Regions from separate parts of the Homo sapiens genome. Here region 1 is linked to region 2. A link is an interaction called in ENCODE POLR2A ChIA-PET data of the cell type or tissue named here. Cell type or tissue: HepG2. All regions are shown on one strand. Each heading gives the region's core, and the rest is flanking DNA. Links, peaks and the distances in the headings are about the cores only.

Region 1 (8,716 bases), core at 262-8,261, 51 kb after region 2:
ATTCCATGATTTTGACCCCTCTGGAGATCAGTATTTGAATAGAGAGTGGGGAAGTGTATGTATGCATGTGACTGCAAGTTTACACTGTGTGAAAAGTCAGCTCATCACTGTGGTGGATACGGCTGAAAATGCGCTGACACACCAATGAAGATGAATAATCGCCAACTCTTCAGGGGCTCTGGCTCTGGGTCTCTACCTGCTGCTGCCGCTGGCTGGCAGAGGCTCACGAGCTGCCTGTTCTTCTCTGGATTGGCTTGGTCAGCAGAGCACCCCGCTGCCCACACAGTGCTTCCGTCAGGGCCGTGGCCACAGACACCTGCCCCCAAGCATTTCTCCCCTCCTGACTCTGTTCTGTGGAAAATTACCTCTGCTGACACTTGCACAGTGTCTTCCTTTTCCAATTAATCCCATTTATTTGAATGTAAGTAATAGACAATTGACCCACACGTGTACTGTTATCTTTTCCCTCCTTCCCTCCCTCCCTCCCTTCCTTCTTTCCTTCCTTCCTTCCTTCTTTCTTTCCTTCCTTCCTTCCTTCCTTCCTTCCTTCCTTCCTTCCTTCCTTCCTTCCTTCCTTTTTTCCTTGCTTTTATCTCCCTCCCTCTCTTTTCCTTTCTTTTCTTTTAGAACTCTGTGAAATATAAAGTTCTAGCTATGCAGGTTGTAACAATAGACCTCCCAAAACTAACTGGTGGTGGGTGGGTGGATGGGTGGAGGGAGTGTCATTCCTGCTACAACAGAAGGAGAGCTTCTCCCCCAAAATGTTTGTTCTTAGGCCTTGGATCTAAGAAATAGTGCAATAGATTCACCAATATTCTGCAATTTGAATAGTTCCTTTTTGCCTCAAAGCTTAATGATCTTTCATATTCTATTTTTTCAGTAAGTGTTATACCTCCTAACTTTCCCATAAAAGTGGGACATCTATTCTAAACCAAATGCTGATGCATGTGGTGCCTCTGCATGCTGCCAAAGACACAACTATGGTAGTGCCTATGTGGGACCACCAGGAAGTACATCATTAATCACTGCACCACACAATCCTCAAATGTATAATGGAGGGTGACTTCTACTAAATCATAAAGGGCAGTGTGATAGGATACACTTGTCTGATCATTCCCTGATTCTCAGTATACAAACAGAAGCTCTGTAAGATTCTTGACATTTCTCAATTTTTCTGGGTTAAGTCCTTTAAATGGACTTCTGTTATAGGGCATTGGTATTGTAGGGCGTGATGTTACCTTCCATGACCACGAGCAGTATCTCATTGCCTTTGACCAACTCTATGCTCACTTTCCCTTCTCCCTCAAGTATTCCATCCTTCTAACCTCTTTCTTTTTCCTCTCTCTCAGGCTATAGATGATATTTTATTTATTATTTGAAATATATCATTAGCATAGTTCTTAGTCTAGGTTAAATAGAAAGAAAATATACTTTAATGCAAATATGTAATTGCTTGCTTTCTGTAACTCATCCAATTGTTCTATCTTCTCTTTACTAATCTCTATACAACCTTCTTTTTAAGTTTTTAAGTGAATGTTGTTCTGCTTAACCAGGTCAACTCAGATTTGGTAAATCTTAAATTCCCAGTTGAGGCTGGTTCCCCCCGCACCCCCCCTCTCCCGCTGCCATTTATGGAATCCTTAATGTTAGGAATGAATCAAGTAACTACAGTTCTTAAGAAGTATATTCTCAAGCGTCTTAGGGATATTGATGTCTCTAGTTGAGGCAAAGAATACTTATGTTTGGTCTTTGGAGACAAGTAAACATGTTGTGAATTTTAAACTTCATATGGAGGCAGCATTTGTATAACTGTATCTCATCAAACTGTCACAGACTGAAGTCAATGAGAGTTACAAATGAGAAACTAAAGGCCGAAGTTAGAGTCATTTGTGGTTGTTTTTATAAACGGAGTTGGATCTTAAAGAGTTTTAAAATGGCTTTAACACTACATTTCAAGAGAACTCTCACTTAAATTGATTTTTTTTCTAAAAATATTTTTTTCTTGAAGGCTCATCTAAATGGAATATAGCAAGATAGAAACATTTCTTCTGGTCATAGTATTTCCAGTTTTTCCAATAGAATCTGTGCAGAAAAAAAAAACTTAGTGGTTTGTTATTCCAAAATAATAACAGTACTTTTTTTAGACTTTTCCCTTTAGTCCAAATGAACTTTCTGATTCAGCATGGGCTAACTTTTCGGTTTGTTTTGCTTATTCTGACAAATGTGTCTCTATTCCAGATGTTATCATTTTCCTGTGACTCCATTTAGCATCCTTCTGTTTCTCAGAGGGCATCGGCATCTGCTTCTGTGCTCATAGTCACCTGCCCAACAAGGCAGGGTGTTAGAGACTTGACTCTAACTTGCTGCTAAAGAGCAGGACTCCAAGATGGGGTCTCCTATTAACATCAGTGTCTTTAGAATGACCATTCTCCCCTTGTTCTACTTTCAGGATCTTCTCTGGTCTTCAGAAATGTTCCTCTTTCCTACCATTCCATCTCTGTTCCAAAAATATATCAGAAAAGTAATGTCTCTTACTGTCATACAGAAAGCTTTCTGCAACCATTTTTCCTCCTTTAGATTTTACATTATGTTTTTATCATTTATTCCACCCTTCCTCTTGTGTTGTTAAAAATATACTTTCTTTTTCCAGCCTCTCCCTTCTCTCAGCACCTTATCTATTCTCACTGAATATTTCTTCCTCAATCACTCTTATCACTGCCTTCAAAACAAAAAACAAAAAACACTGTTATCCATTTCCAGGCTTTTACATCACCTCTGCTTCTTAAAGGACCACTGCCAAAGAGACTTGTGTTCTCTGCATATTATTTCATTTAACTAACCAGGAAAAAACAAAAAACAAAAACGAAGAAAAACAAACAACAAGGCAGTTATCAGAAGTAAGAAAGACTATAGAGAGAAGTTGTTCCATTTATAAATCTCTGCTATGCACAGGAGTTGAGAACCCTGTATTTTTGTTTCAGTGCATATATCCTTATTTGTTTTTAAGTGAACTTTTAATAGCTAAGGGAATGGTTTTCACGTTTTTCATGTGAAAAGTCAATTTAATTCCATCAAGTTGGGCCCTGCTTTGGCATACTTACTGAAAAGGACTAGGCTGGCATTGGTGACCCCCAGCTTGTTGGCAGCCACACAGGTGTAGTTGCCGTAGTGCTCCTCAGTGACGTTGGTCACCGTCAGGGAAGACTGGCCCTCCGTGCTCTTAATCTCAAGGCCATTGGCACTATTTATCCTAAGAGTTCAAAAACAGAAGAATAGAAAGGATCACTGGTGAAGATTTTAGCTTAGGAATTCTTTCCCCATCCTGACACTGGAGGAAAAGGAGAGAAAGGAAGTAGCTAGAGTTTGTTGTTCCATGCCCAATTCCTATTTTAACTGTGCAATGCCATATTATCAGAATCAATGTCCATCAACAGAGAAAACTAGGGAATGGGTTTGAGTTTCTGTTATAGGCAAGAAAGACATGCAGGTGAAAGCTACCCATTGAACCGTTTTTATATTTTACCTGACTGCTTTTGGGCTTCAGCTTAAGAGCTACAGGCCCCAAAGAATTTGATAAGAGATACTAAAAAGGAAGAGTGTGAGAATATAGTTCTACATAATTACAACTGGCTTGGCTTTGGCTTTGTTGTGGGGATTCTGGTGTCCCCAGGCCCATGCAGTGGAGTCATGGGGGATGGTAGGTTTGGCACATACCTAGTGTCATCCCGGTACCACTCAAAGTCAGGTGCAGGCACTGCCGAGGCCTCACATTTGAGTGAAGCTTGTCGTCCTGTGGTGGCTTCATTGCTCTTGGATTCTGTGATAGTGGGAGGATCTGTAGGAAGGACAGGCACACAAGTTTACATGAGGGTCGGGGTGCTTAGAATTTCTATTCAGGAAGGAATGAAGAAGGACAATCTGATTAGAGAGAGGCAGGAAGGGAGCCATCTTAAAGCTCCATTTGTATGAATTATGTGATCAGCTCAATGGGGTTGATCACCAAAAAAGTAAATAAAAATAAGAGATAATTAATGAAAACATAGACTTGGTTTACTTAAATGAGACACTTAGCAGGGTTTTATGGAAATGGAATCTAGAATTTCTTTATCCCTCCTCCAGTAGGTCATGGTATTACAATTACAGATTATAAATATTTGTATAGTTTTTTCTTTTTATAAATGAAGCAATGATACCAAAGGATTTAGGAATCTCAACATATAATTTGACCATTTTTCTTTTTCTTCTTGTCATTATAGTTTGAGATGGCCTTGAGGAGTCTGATGAAAATAATAGCCAGCTAAAGCCTTTCCAACCCAAGTTTGGTCTGATATTGTTGCAGGATTCAGAAACAAACAAACAAACAAAACTAGGATTAGGTGACTACCTTCTTTTATTTTATGTGTTCCCTTATCACCACAACCCAGGTAAATTTAGCTTTTATGTGTGGGGGTACGGTTTAAAGTCTATCCTGGTGCATAGAAGACTTACTGGTATATCAGCCTTCTATTCTCTCTGGCAGTTGGGCCCTTGATTTTTATGCCCAGGAATGGGCCTACAAAACTATCACAGGCTTGAAATCAGCTGGGAAACACATTTGACGCTCTAATTTTCCATGACTCATTCAAACATTCATATGAGGATGGAAAGAGTGTTTGCATGTCCACTTGACTTTGTTAGGATTATAGACTCAAGCTCCTGAACTGGATGATGCTGTGTTTGTGCAGGTTATGGGCCTTCAAGGAGAGAAGGCCTTTCCTGTCCAAAGGTTGTTTGCCAGAAAATGGCAACTTGGCTATGTACACATGGGGAAAACAGACCCAGACACTCTGTTTAGACTCTGTAGAGGAAAAAGCTCATTTAGGAAAATTAGTAAAGTGAACGTTAGTGGGTAAATTCATTTAAACCCTGCCCTTCAGCACCTGGTCTATATTCCTTGTTTCTGATATTTTTTTTTTGTATTAAAAAACTATTGCCTAAGTTTTCTACCTATAGAAGACTGCAATTCTCTGAGTTTAAAAGAATGTACGAGAAAGCATCTGATTTGTCTGCAATTTCCTTCCTGATTTTATCTTCCCATAAGCTTAGACATTTTTAAATCACTGTCAGAGTTACAGCACATTTGAATAAACACTTGTATGTAAACAGGCGTGCTAAATGGAGTTTTGTTGTTGTACTGCTGTTGGTATTGTTGTTTTGCTTTAGACTTACTGCCTTATTTCCGTATAAGCACTAAATGGGAAGATGCTGTCATAAAACGAACCCTGGATTGGAAACTAGGAGTCCTGGGACTTAGTTTGAGTTTGGCTGTTTGGACTTCTCATCATACGTTTTCTTTCTGGGCCTTGGTTTTATTACCTATAAAATGAGGGAATCCTATTTTAATGATTTATAGCATCCTTTCCAACTGTAAACTATCCCAATTCTAGTTAAAACTGCTCATTCTTTTCAAATGAGTGGTTGGCATAATTATGATCCAAGTGTATTTTCAAACCCTTAACTAATTTAACTCTTAAATTGCTAACTTTCCAAATTATAACTCATTTATCTATTCCATGGCTTAAGAACCAGGATTAGCAGTCAAGAAGAGGAAATTTGAGGTCTGATTTTGACTCTACTTCTAACCAGAGCTGTGGTCTGGGAAAACATCTGTACCAGTTTGAGCCTTTTTCTTTTTTATCTTTTTAAAAAAGAAGCTAGCTTCTAAAATTGGTTATATAGATCATTAGAGCACATCAGTTCAAAGGATAATGCAATAGTTGGTAATAGTGGTGCTGTGGGGGAGATATTAATAAAGGGATGGGACACAGAATAGAGGTTCTGGGCTTGGATTTAAAATTTGGCAGACATGAGCTCAAATCCAGGCTCTGTTCCTCATTGTCCTTCCTCGTTTGAGAGTTTAATACTTTGCCAATAGTCACATTGCTTCCATTTCCTTATCTATAAAATGTTGGGGCTGGGCATGATGGCTCATGCCTCTAATCCTAGCACTTTGGGAGGCCCAAGTGGGTGGATCACTTGAGGTCAGGAGTTTGAGACCAGCCTGGCCAACACAGCAAAACCCCATCTCTACTAAAATACAAAAAACTAGCCGGGTGTGGTGGTGTGTACCTGTAGTCCCAGCTACTCGGGAACCTGCGGCACAAGAATTGCCTGAACCCAGGAGATGGAGGTTGCAGTGAGCCGAGATCGAGCCACTGCACTCCAGCCTGGGCAACACAGCAAGACCCTGTCTCAAAAATAAAAAAATGTTGGAACCCAAGGCAGGGAAGTGCATTTGAAGGCTGAGAGATATTAGGCTTCAGAACTGATGAGACTAGAAATGGATTTCATAAGGGTGAGGAAAAGAAGGAGTGTTGAAAAGGTAACACTGTGATTTCTGGCTTGGGCATCTGGGTAATGCCATCCACTGAGATAAGATTCATAAGTAAAGAAGTAAGACGACCAGCAGTAGAATACTCAATAAATATTAGTTTCCAGTCCTCATTTCTTCTCACTGTATTGTGTTCTTAAGCTGCCAGTGACTCCATAATCTGTAGCACATTGGCCCATTGATGTTGGCTGAAGATAATTTTGCTTATGAATTTTGTTTGTTCAATTTCCCAATTTGTAAAATAAATTTTAACTACTGTTTGTGAGTTTCTGGAGCCACATGGTTATAACTGCCAAATAGTGACTATTTACCCTTGGTCCCCTACCACTTTGGGACCCGGGGAAGGAAATAAATGATTTTTCTGATTGAAAAATTTGGGAAGAAGAAACTGGGCCTGTTTGGCTCATATCTTTCCTTTCTTCCTTTTGGGACCAAGCTTCTGGCCGGTAGCAGAGGTTCTCCTCTTTTCTCCATGTCAGAAGGCTTATTTGGGCTCTCTCCTTTCTGCTTTCATGTGGGCAGGCCCGTCCCACCCCAGGGTTGCCATGCATGACTGGGGAGGTAAGTCGGCCACACTAAGCTACTATCTCTAGCCACCTTGATCTCTAAAAATGGGAACATTTAGGTCTCCCTGACCACTCTTTTCCTTACTTCTCAATTTGTTTGGAACCTGAATTACTAAGCAGCAAGCTATTTATTAGCCCCTCAGAGACCCCAGCATGGGGAAGCTGGCAGCAAACTAGGATTGAGCACTTACAAGTGCATTAATCTAGTCAGTTACAAAGACCAACTACTTGCTTCTCTCTTTGAAAACTTAGGAATTTTCTTGTACCAGGGTAAATATATGAATACTGATAAATATACAAAGAGCTCATTGTTTCTAATATTTTTCAAATGACACCATGGTGCAAGTTTATTTTTTCATGGCTTATTGAAATGAACATTTCAAAATTCATTTGTAATGAATTCTGCATAGGTGAGGCTAAGAAAGACTATTACAAATCATACTGCAGCATGCTTTGTGTAGTTAAAATAATAGATGTCCTTATTCAAAATATGGTTATAATAAAAATGTGGCATCATAAAAATGCTGCACAGAGAGGTCCATTGTTATTCTTTATGTGACTTTGGAATAGCTTACAATTGTCAAAGGACTCTTCCAGTTTATATTAATTCAAAATTCCACGTTCTGAAAATATTAATAGGGCCTTTCTTCTTCTGACATCACCAATAACAAGACTCTTTCAATCAGAATAAATAGGGTAACAAAACAGAGGACTAGGAAATAAAATATCATTCATTTAATCTTACTAATATTGGGAATATTAGTATAAAAGAATAATATTCTGAATAGAAAATTTAATGTATAGTCATTTACTGCATGTCGGCACTCTAATAGGTTTTAGATATCCTCTTTATCCAAATAATTAGCCCTAGGAAGTAAATATGATTAACCCCATTTTATGAAAGAGAAGACAAGTTTATAGAGGGTTAGTAAGTTGTCCAAATTCACATGGTCAGTACTTGACAGACCATGGATTTAACCCCAGGTTTATCATGCTCTGAAACTCATGCTCTGAACCTCTCTGCTCTGGTATGTCTATTTGAATGAATTCTTTTGGAGAACAATGAATTGCTAATAGGAAAAAATACCATTCAGGGGAGGGAGCATGCTGGTAGATGGAAAGGTAAATGTTGCATATTTCTATTATTTACAGGGTACAAACAATGGCACAACATGCGGCGACACAGTGGATATAAACCTGTATTAGGAATCAGGAAATGCAGACTCAATCTCTGCTATTGCCACTTGGATTGTTACCATGGGACACAATGCTCCCTTGCAGCCCCTCACCTAGGAATATAGACAATGATGCCTGCCTGTCTATCTCACAGGTTTGAAGTAAAGATCAAATGAAATCAGTAATATGAGAGCACTTTTAACGCCTAAAGTGATTGCACATATTATTTTATAGTATTATTATTCACTTGGTATCATGGATAAAGAAAGGACTTTGGAGTTAGACCTGGGTTTGAGTTCCAAGTCTACCACTCACCAAAGCTGTTTGATTTTGTGTCACAGCATGCTTACACTCACTGAGCTTTATTTTTGTCCTCTCTACGTGGGGATGATATAGTTGGTCTCCCATGGGTAGTGTGCAGTGGTATAAAAAGCAGCAGAGGCAGAGGATGTAGGCCATAAGAAACACATTGTCTGTATAGAATTTAGAAATGATAATAAAACTGATTTAGAATTGCTTTTTTGTAAGTTACCATGTGCCAGCAATATTAAACAATGTATATTAAATAATGCCAGTGATAAAGTAAATACTTCTCACTGGGGCA
Region 2 (8,716 bases), core at 196-8,195:
TGAAGGCTGGGAAGTCCAAGACTGAGGAGCTGCACCTGGCAAGGGCCTTCTTGCTGCATCATCCTCCTTTTATAACCAACCCTCTCCATGAAAACTGCACTAATCCATTCACCCTCATGACCTAATCACTTCTCATTAGGCCCCACCTCCCAACACTGTTACTTTGGGGATTAAGTTTCCAACACGTGCCTTTGGGGGAATAGATTCGAACCATAGCACTTCCTAGAGTAATTAATTTTAAAAGATCCATTTTCTTTTATGTAAAATAGGACTAATAATATAAACAACAAACAGAATTCATATGAAGATTAAGGAAAATAATACATATAAAATGAGAGGGCTTGGGCCCTGCACGGTGGCTCACACCTGTAATCTCAGCACTTTGGGAGGCCAAGGCAGGTGGATCACCTGAGGTCAGGAGTTCGAGACCAGCCTGACCAACATGGCAAAACACCGTCTGTACTAAAAATACAAAATTAGCCAGGCGTGGTGGCACATGCCTGTAATCCCAGCTGCTCGGGAGGCTGTGGCAGGAGAATTGCTTGAATCAGGGAGGTGGAGATTGCAGAGAGCTGAGATCATGCCATTGCACTCCAGCATGGGTGACAGAGCGAAACTCCATAAAAAAAAAAAATGTAAGGGCTTGAAAATAGTTTATCATCATCATTAATTTATTTCTGTAAACTCTTCCCCTTTCCTCTTTCCTCTTAGCATAATTGAACTTCCACATGGAGGTCTGTTCTACTCCTGATTCGAGTTTTGTAAATAATCTTTGTGGTATTCTTTTGTGCCAATGACAGCAGTTTATTCTTCAGTTGATCTTTTTGCCTCTTCTTCTTTTCCCCCAGCCAGCTTTCAATGGTTATAGAGCTTTAGCCTTCTGTGAAGATAGAAAAAGCATTCATATACTTTCCTTTGCAGATCTATCATCTCCTTTCCATTAAAGCAATCCCTTGATATACCACATACTCGAGTCTTAGTCATTTCTTTCAATATGCAATGCTGACTTGTTGGCATAATTTCATCTCACTTACACATTTTCAAACACATTCTTCTCAACCTGAAGTCTGAGTAAGCTGGTAGCAATGAAGACAAAAACAGTATTCACCTTCAATCACCATAGTGTCCCAGCCCCTAGCTCAGTGCCAGCCAAATAATAAGAACCCACAAATATTTGGGTAATGAATGAGTAAATGGGCTGTGTGTTGACAAGAGAGTAGCTGAAACGCTAAACTCATTTGTTTTTTAGTGACAGTTACTAAGTGGGGAGAATTCCAGGGGGAATAATGATGGAGGACAGTGTGGAGTCTAAAGCCAATGTGTGTGTGTGTGTGTGTGCGTGTTTGCGTGCATGTGTGTGTGAGAGAGAGAGAGAGATGTTCAGAGATTAGCAGGAAGTACAGTTCAGAATCAAATAGCTTAAAGGAAAAGGAGGGATTGGGACATCACCCATGGTAAAGGGTTCTGAGAAGCTACCCTATTGATTCATAGAGGGTGTTCAGAGTCCCGTGTTTTAGTGACCCCAGTTCCACCTAGACCCAGCTCCAGGCATAATATGTTTGACAAAATGGCAGGACAGTGAAAGGGTCATTAAAGTACTTTATTTGTATCATGAAAAGATTGACTTATAAATCTTCATTAAATATTTGCCTTCCTAGCCAGACATAAGCTCCATAAAGACAGGCGCTGGCCCTCAGGGAGCAAGTGAACTGGCATGGTGCCTGGCGCCCAGCAGTTCCTTCATGAAGATTTCAGAATGACCAAGTGAGTTGAATGCACAGCCCAGGCATCTGTGTTTTCACACCTCTCCAGGGTCTGTTCCATTATTCACGTAGAAAAACCTGTTAACTATTGTGAAGCAGCCTTGTATCTGTAGCTGCCACACACTTCTCAATGACCTTCCCTTTCCAAGTTGAGTTTTGCACCATGTCAACAAGTGGCAGCTTTCTAGCATCAAATTGTTTGTCCAGGGTTATCAGCATTACTTTCTTTTCTTGTCCTCACTACAATACACATGCCCATCTCAAATCAGTTCCATTGTTACTTAGGTAATAGTATTGTAGGGTGTCTTTACTTCAGAAAGAATGATATATTTAGCAAATGTTACAGATATAGGAGGTTTTAAGTGGGACTAAATGCAGCAATTAATGCTAATGAGTCTGCTGTTAGCATGTAATATTCTTGGTGTTATAATCATGCATCACTGAATGCGAAGCCTCAGTTTGTGCAACAGATGCCGATCTTAATGGCTATATTCTCTTCCCATGGATAAGCTAGCTTTAGTTAAATGAATCATTAAGAATAACCATTTAAAATGTTAATGAAAACAGTGATTATAACCACCAAGATTTTTTTTTTAACTTCTGGCTCTATTACTTTTTATTTTCGAAAGGACTTTGGGAAGGTAAGAAACTTATTGCCTGTGTATGTTGTTTTAAACAGAGAAGGCCGATACAGTTTCTGTTCACAGCAGCCCTGAGGCCGCATGCCTGTATTATTAACACCAACCGTACTTGGAGACTAACTCTCTTTTGTTCTCATTTGTCATTTCTTTTAAATATTCATTTAGGGTATAAGACAGAATTGGGTAAGTAGGATCCTTGACAGTCCAACTAGTTGGTAAACAAATATTTTGTCTTCCTGAAAGTATCATTATACTATCGCAAATTAAGACTGAAAAGGAAAAAAATACCAGGATGTTGATATTTAAGAATAAATACTTTATCTTTTCAGAACAACAATAAGAAGGCTGGTTTAGGCTTTATCGCTGGAAAATGGAGTTTGTGAAACAAAGAAGTAATAGATGCATAGCAAGAGCTCAGTGTCCTTCCACATTGTGTCACCGGTTGTACCCTGAGACAGATTCTCCAAGTCTTAGAACATGGATATGCAGTGAGAGTGAGGTTTACGTAGAAAAGTCTTTGTGTCTTGGGAGTGCCATGTGTATTGAATGTCTATGACTCATGTCTCCCCTTGACTCACTTCTTGGCTGGGCTACATGACTCATCAGGCCTGGTAGGTTCAGGGCAGTGTAGCTGGTGGGGAAGGGCTAAGTGAAGAGGGGCTGTCTAGACCTGGGGAGCATGGTTATAATGAGCTTTTTCAAACGTACAACTCAACTCTCTTGCACCTAGGAAGTATCTTCATCCAGAAGGAGTTCTCAGTCCTTTTTCTGGTGAGTTGTCTTGATTCTGGAAAATATGTTTGTTTTTCTTTGAGAATTGGCCCAAATATTAATATATCTGGGTAAATCAATGCTGCTTGAAGGCTCTGTAATCTCATGATTGTTAATATAGAGCCTGGGGTTTATATATTAAGAATAGTAAGTGCAGGTTGAGTTAATTGTCTAAGAGACAGAAAATAGGAATGTTCATAGTCCAAGGACTTAAAGTCCAAGTGAGAGGTGACAGCGTGCTGTCAGTCCTCACAGCCCTCGCTCGCTCTCTGCTCCTCCTCTGCCCGGGCTCCCACTTTGGCAGCACTTGTGGAGCCCTTCAGCCCATGCTGCACTGTGGGAGCCCCTTTCTGGGCTGGCCAAGGCCGGAGCCGGCTCCCTCTGCTTGCAGGGAGGTGTGGAGGGAGAGGCGCGAGCTGGAACCCCGGCTGCGCCCGGCGCTTGCGGGCCAGCTGGAGTTCCGGGTGGGCGTGGGCTTGGCGGACCCCGCACTCGGAGCAGCCGGCCGGCCCTGCCAGCCCCGGGAAATGAGGGGCTTAGCACCCGGGCCAGCAGTTGCGGAGGGTGTACTGGGTCCCCCAGCAGTGCCAGCCCACCGGCGCTGCGCTCGATTTCTCGCCGGGCCTTAGCTGCCTTCCCGCGGGGCAGGTCTCTGGACCTGCAGCCCGCCATGCCTGAGCCTCCCACCCCCTCCGTGGGCTCCTGTGCGTCCCGAGCCTCCCCGATGAGCGCCGCCCCCTGCTCCAAGGTGCCCCAGTCCCATCTTTTTGCTTTTATGAGCTGTAACACCGCGAAGGTCTGCAGCTTCACTGCTGAAGCCAGCGAGACCACGAGCCCACCGGGAGGAACGAACAACTCCAGACGCGCCACCTTAAGAGCTGTAACACTCACTCGAAGGTCTGCAACACTCACTCGAAGGTCTGCAGCTTCACTCCCGAAGCCAGCGAGACCACGAGCCCACCGGGAGGAAGGAACAACTCCAGACGCGCCGCCTTAAGAGCTGTAACACTCACCGCGAAGGTCTGCAGCTTCACTCCTGAGCCAGCGAGACCACGAACCCACCAGAAAGAAACTCAGAACACATCCGAACATCAGAAGAAACAAACTCCAGACGCACCACCTTAAGAGCTGTAACACTCACCCGTGAGTGTCCCAGGCTTCATTCTTGAAGTCAGTGAGACCAAGAACCCACCAATTCCGGACACACAAGGGTTAATACAATAAAGATTTCTGAATGAGGTCTGTGGTTGCAGCAGCTGAGGTAGTGCTATAGCACTTATTTTTCAGTGACAATTGCCTGGAAGCTTCTGATGACTCTTACTTAGGGCTGCCCAGGGTTGGAACTGCACTATTTCTCTTAACCTGACCTGCATCCTCTCCCACTTCCTGAGTTTCTGATCAAAGTCCATCTCTGATGTTTGTTCTGACTAGTAGAAACATCTCTTTTGGGCAGGCAGAAACTGAGACAGAGGTTTTTTGTTTGTCTGTTTTTGAAATAGGGGGTCTTTGCTGTAAGATTAATTCCTAATTTGACCTAGGAAACCAGGCAGGGGCAGGGTGAGCAGGTAAAACGATAAAGATAGTAAGTAAAGATAACAAGGCTAAGTCAAATTTGTATACTTCCTGTGATGGTTAATACTGAGTGTCAACTTGATTGGATTGAAAGATACAGAATATTGATCTGGGTGTGTCTGTGAGGGTGTTGCCAAAGGAGATTAACATGTGAGTCAGTGGGCTGGGAAAGGCAGACCCACCCTTTATCTGAGTGGGCACAATCTAATCAGCTACCAGTGCAGCTAGAATATAAGCAGGCAGAAAAATGTGAAAAGAGAGACTGGCCTAGCCTCCCAGCCTACCTCTTTCTCTCATGCTGGATGCTTCCTGACCTTGAACATCAGACTCCAAGTTCTTCAGTTTTGGAACTTGGACTGGCTCTCCTTGCTCCTCAGCCTGCAGTTGGCCTGTTGTGGGACCTTGTGATCGTGTGAGTTAATAATAACCTTCCTTGTTTTAAAAGCACGTGGCAAATCAGCAGCACCTTACATTCTCTGGTAGCACCTGAGAATGGTTGGGTTTGTAAAAGGTGAGTTAGAAGATGTCCCTCAATGAACGTTCTCAGACACAGTCCCCAGTGCTCACCATAGATCCTCAACAGTTTGAAATCCATTGACCAGGACATAGCTTTGACTGATAAAAGGATATCCCAATTGGCCAGTAGCCAGTCTGGAGAAGAGTAGAGAATAATTTAAAAAGGAAAGTGAAGAGAAATTCATTTCCTCTTCATAGCAACAACCAGTAAGACTTCAGTCTTGGGCTTATAGGTTTCATGCGCGTCCGTGTGAAGAGACCACCAAACAGGCTTTGTGTGAGCAACATGGCTGTTTATTTCACCTGGGTGCAGGCGGGCTGAGTCCGAAAAGAGAGTCAGCGAAGGGAGATAAGGGTGGGGCCGTTTTATAGGATTTGGGTAGGTAAAGGAAAATTACAGTCAAAGGGGGTTTGTTTTCTGGTGGGCATGAGTGGGGGTCGCAAGGTGCTCAGTGGGGGTGTTTTTGAGCCAGGATGAGCCAGGAAAAGGACTTTCACAAGGTAATGTCATCACTTAAGGCAAGGACCAGCCATTTACACTTCTTTTGTGGTGGAATGTCATCAGTTAAGGTGGGGCAGAGCATATTCACTTCTTTTGTGATTCTTCAGTTACTTCAGGCCATCTGGGCCTATACGTGCAAGTCACAGGGGATGCGATGGTTTGGCTTGGGCTCAGAGGCCTGACATTCCTGCCTTCTTATATTAATAAGAAAAATAATACAAAATAGTGTTGAAGTGTTGGGGCAGCGAAATTTTTTGGGGGGTGGTATGGAGAGAGAATGGGCGATGTTTCTCAGGGCTGCTTCGAGCGGGATTAGGGGTGGCGTGGGAACCTAGAGTGGGAGAGATTAAGCTGAAGGGAGGTCTTGTGGTAAGGGGTGGTATTGTGGGGATGTTAGAAGAAACATTTGTCGTATAGAATGATTGGTGATGGCCTGGATACGGTTTTGGATGAATTGAGAAACTAAATGGAATAACAGAAGGAAAAAAGCAGGTATAAAAGGTCTAAGAATTGGGACGACTCAGGATATCTGATTAGAGAGTGCCTAAGGAGATTCAGCATAGTCCTGCCAGCAAAGATTATTTATTTACTTCAAGAGTTAAGAGTGGCAGTTTGGGGATAGCACCAGGAGATATCAGCTGTGATGGCTTGGAAAAACAGTGTAAACCAGCAGTGTAAACAAGAGCAGGGCATGTATGAGTAGTTGAGAACGGTGAATAGGAGTATGACTAGACAGAAGATAGTAGGGATGACAAGTTTTTTTGGGGCACAGTCTAAGTTGGTCTGGTGTCTGGAATGAGACTGGGGCCTAATAAAAAGGAGCATCTATACGGGAGCTTAAATGGGCTGTACCTTGTAGCATTCCGAGGACAGGCCTGAATTCTGAGAAGGGAAAGTGGTAAAAGTATTGTCCAGTCCTTTTTAAGTTGGTGGCTGAGCTTGGTGAGGTGTATTTTTAAAAGACCTTTAGTCCGTTCTGCTTTTCTTGAAGACGGAGGACCGTAAGGGATATAAAGGTTTCACTGAATACTAACAGCCTGAAAACCTGCTTGGCTGATTTGACTAATAAAGGCTGGTCTGTTATCAGACTTTATAGAGGTGGGAAGGCTAAACTGAGGAATTATGTCTGACAGAAGGGAATAAATGACTGCGGTGGCCTTCTCAGACCCTGTAGGAAAGGCCTTTACTTATTCAGTGAAAGTGTTTATTTAGACTAAGAGGTATTTTAGTTTCCTGACTCGGGCATGTTGAGTAAAGCTAATTTGCCAGTCCTAGGTGGGGGCAAATCCTCGAGCTTGATGTGTAAGGAAGGGAGGGGGCTTGAGTAATCCCTGAGGATTAGTAGAACAGCAGGTGGAACACTGAGAAGTTATTTCCTTGAGGTTAGATTTCCATGATGGAAAGGAAATGAGAGGTTCTAAGAGGCGGGCTAGTGGCTTGTACTATAGCATAACCTGCCTTTGCTGGTGTGTGGCGATTAGGCCTGGTGGAACCACCATCAATAAATCAAGCGTGATCAGGGTGAGGAACAGGAAAGAAGGAAATTTGGGGAAATGGGGTGAATGTCAGGTGGATCAGAGAGATACAGTCATGGGGGTCAGGTGTGGTATCAGGAATAATGTGGGAGGCCAGATTGAAGTCCGGGCCAGGAACAATGTTAATTGTGGGAGACTCAACAAAGAGTGAGTGTAGCTGAAGGATCCGGGAAGCAGAAAGTATATGCGTCAGGTATGAGGAAGAAATTAGATTTTGGAAGTTATGAGAACTGTAGAGAGTGAGTTGAGCATAGTTTGTGATTTTGAGGGCCTCTAAAAGTATTAAAGCAGCGGCAGCCGCTGCACACAGACATGAGGCCTAGGCTAAAACAGTAAGGTCAAGTTGTTTGGACAGAAAGGCTACAGGGTGCGGTCCTGGCTCTTGTGTAAGAATTCTGACCACACTAACCATGGCTAGGAAGGAAAGGAGTTGTTTTGTAGAAGGTGCTGGGGTTTGAGAGATCAGTTGGACACGATTGGCAGGGAGAGCACGTGTGTTTTTATGAGAATTATGCCGAGATAGGTAACAGATGAGGAAGAAATTTGGGCTTGATTGAAGTAATGGGGGCTGTCTGTGAAGCTTTGCGGCAGTACAGCCTAGGTAATTTGCTGAGCCTGATGGGTGTCAGGGTCAGTCCAAGTGAAAGCGAAGAGAGGCTGGGATTAAGGGTGCAAAGGAATAGTAAAGAAAGCATGTTTGAGATCCAGAACAGAATAATGGGTTGTAGAGGCAGGTATTGAGGATAGGAGAGTATATGGGTTTGGCAGCATGGGGTGGATAGGCAAAACAATTTGGCTGATAAGGCGCAGATCCTGAACTAACTTGTAAGGCTTGTCTGGTTTTAGGACAGGTAAAATGGGGGAATTGTAAGGAGAGTTTATAGGGTTTAAAAGGCCATGCTATAGCAGGTGAGTGATAACAGGCTTTAATCTTTTTAAAGCGTGCTGCGGGATGGGATATTGGCGTTGAGTGGGGTAAGGGTGATTAGGTTTTAATGAGATGGTAAGGGGTGCATGATGGGTCGCCAAGGAGGGAGTAGAGGTATCTTATACTTGTGGGTTAAGGTGGGGGGGATACAAGAGGAGGACGCAAAGGAGGCTTTGGATTGGGAAGAAGGGCAGCAATGAGATATAGCTGTAGTCCAGGAATAGTCAGGGAAGCAGATAATTTAGTTAAAGCGTCTCAGCCTAATAAGGGAACTGGGCAGGTGGGGATAACTAAAAAGGAGTGCTTAAAAGAGTATTTTCTAAGTTGGCACCAGAGTTGGGGAGTTTTAAGAGGTTTAGAAGCCTGGCCATCAATACCCACAACAGTTATGGAGGCAAGAGAAACAGGCCCTTGTAAAGAAGGTAATGTGGAGTGGGTAGCCTCCGTATTGATTAAGAAGGGGACGGGCTTACCTTCCACTGTGAGAG

The links. ChIA-PET counts read pairs that join two places held together with the same protein. Peaks named below come from ENCODE experiments on the same cell type or tissue, not always from the same donor. Only the 100,000 strongest peaks of a DNase experiment are listed, where the experiment ranks them.
Region 1: POLR2A ChIA-PET joins it to region 2 with 15 read pairs; 4 of 35 experiments call an interaction of 5 or more read pairs at or near these places.

Annotation. Positions count from the first base shown.
Region 1 is chr3:115,838,744-115,847,459 of GRCh38, forward strand. It overlaps LSAMP (limbic system associated membrane protein), which reads right to left. Exons shown (of 7, transcript NM_002338.5): 5 at 3,715-3,835; 6 at 3,102-3,250. All of the region lies in intron 1 of LOC124906269 (a long non-coding RNA gene), which reads left to right. LOC124909413 (a long non-coding RNA gene) reads left to right here and starts at 3,829. Exons shown (of 2, transcript XR_007096013.1): 1 at 3,829-4,376; 2 at 8,089-8,716. In HepG2, for the core only: no CTCF peak of the experiment used is centred there; a DNase peak (open chromatin) is centred at 4,708.
Region 2 is chr3:115,787,984-115,796,699 of GRCh38, forward strand. It overlaps LOC124909412 (a long non-coding RNA gene), which reads right to left and starts at 4,520. Exons shown (of 2, transcript XR_007096012.1): 1 at 4,317-4,520; 2 at 651-880. It overlaps LOC124906269 (a long non-coding RNA gene), which reads left to right and starts at 3,118. Exons shown (of 3, transcript XR_007096010.1): 1 at 3,118-3,175. RefSeq lists enhancers at 5,125-5,650, 5,651-6,176, 6,177-6,701, 6,863-7,364, 7,504-8,442 and 1 more. In HepG2, for the core only: no CTCF peak of the experiment used is centred there; DNase peaks (open chromatin) are centred at 1,148, 2,978, 3,418 and 4,568; H3K4me3 peaks cover 2,683 bases.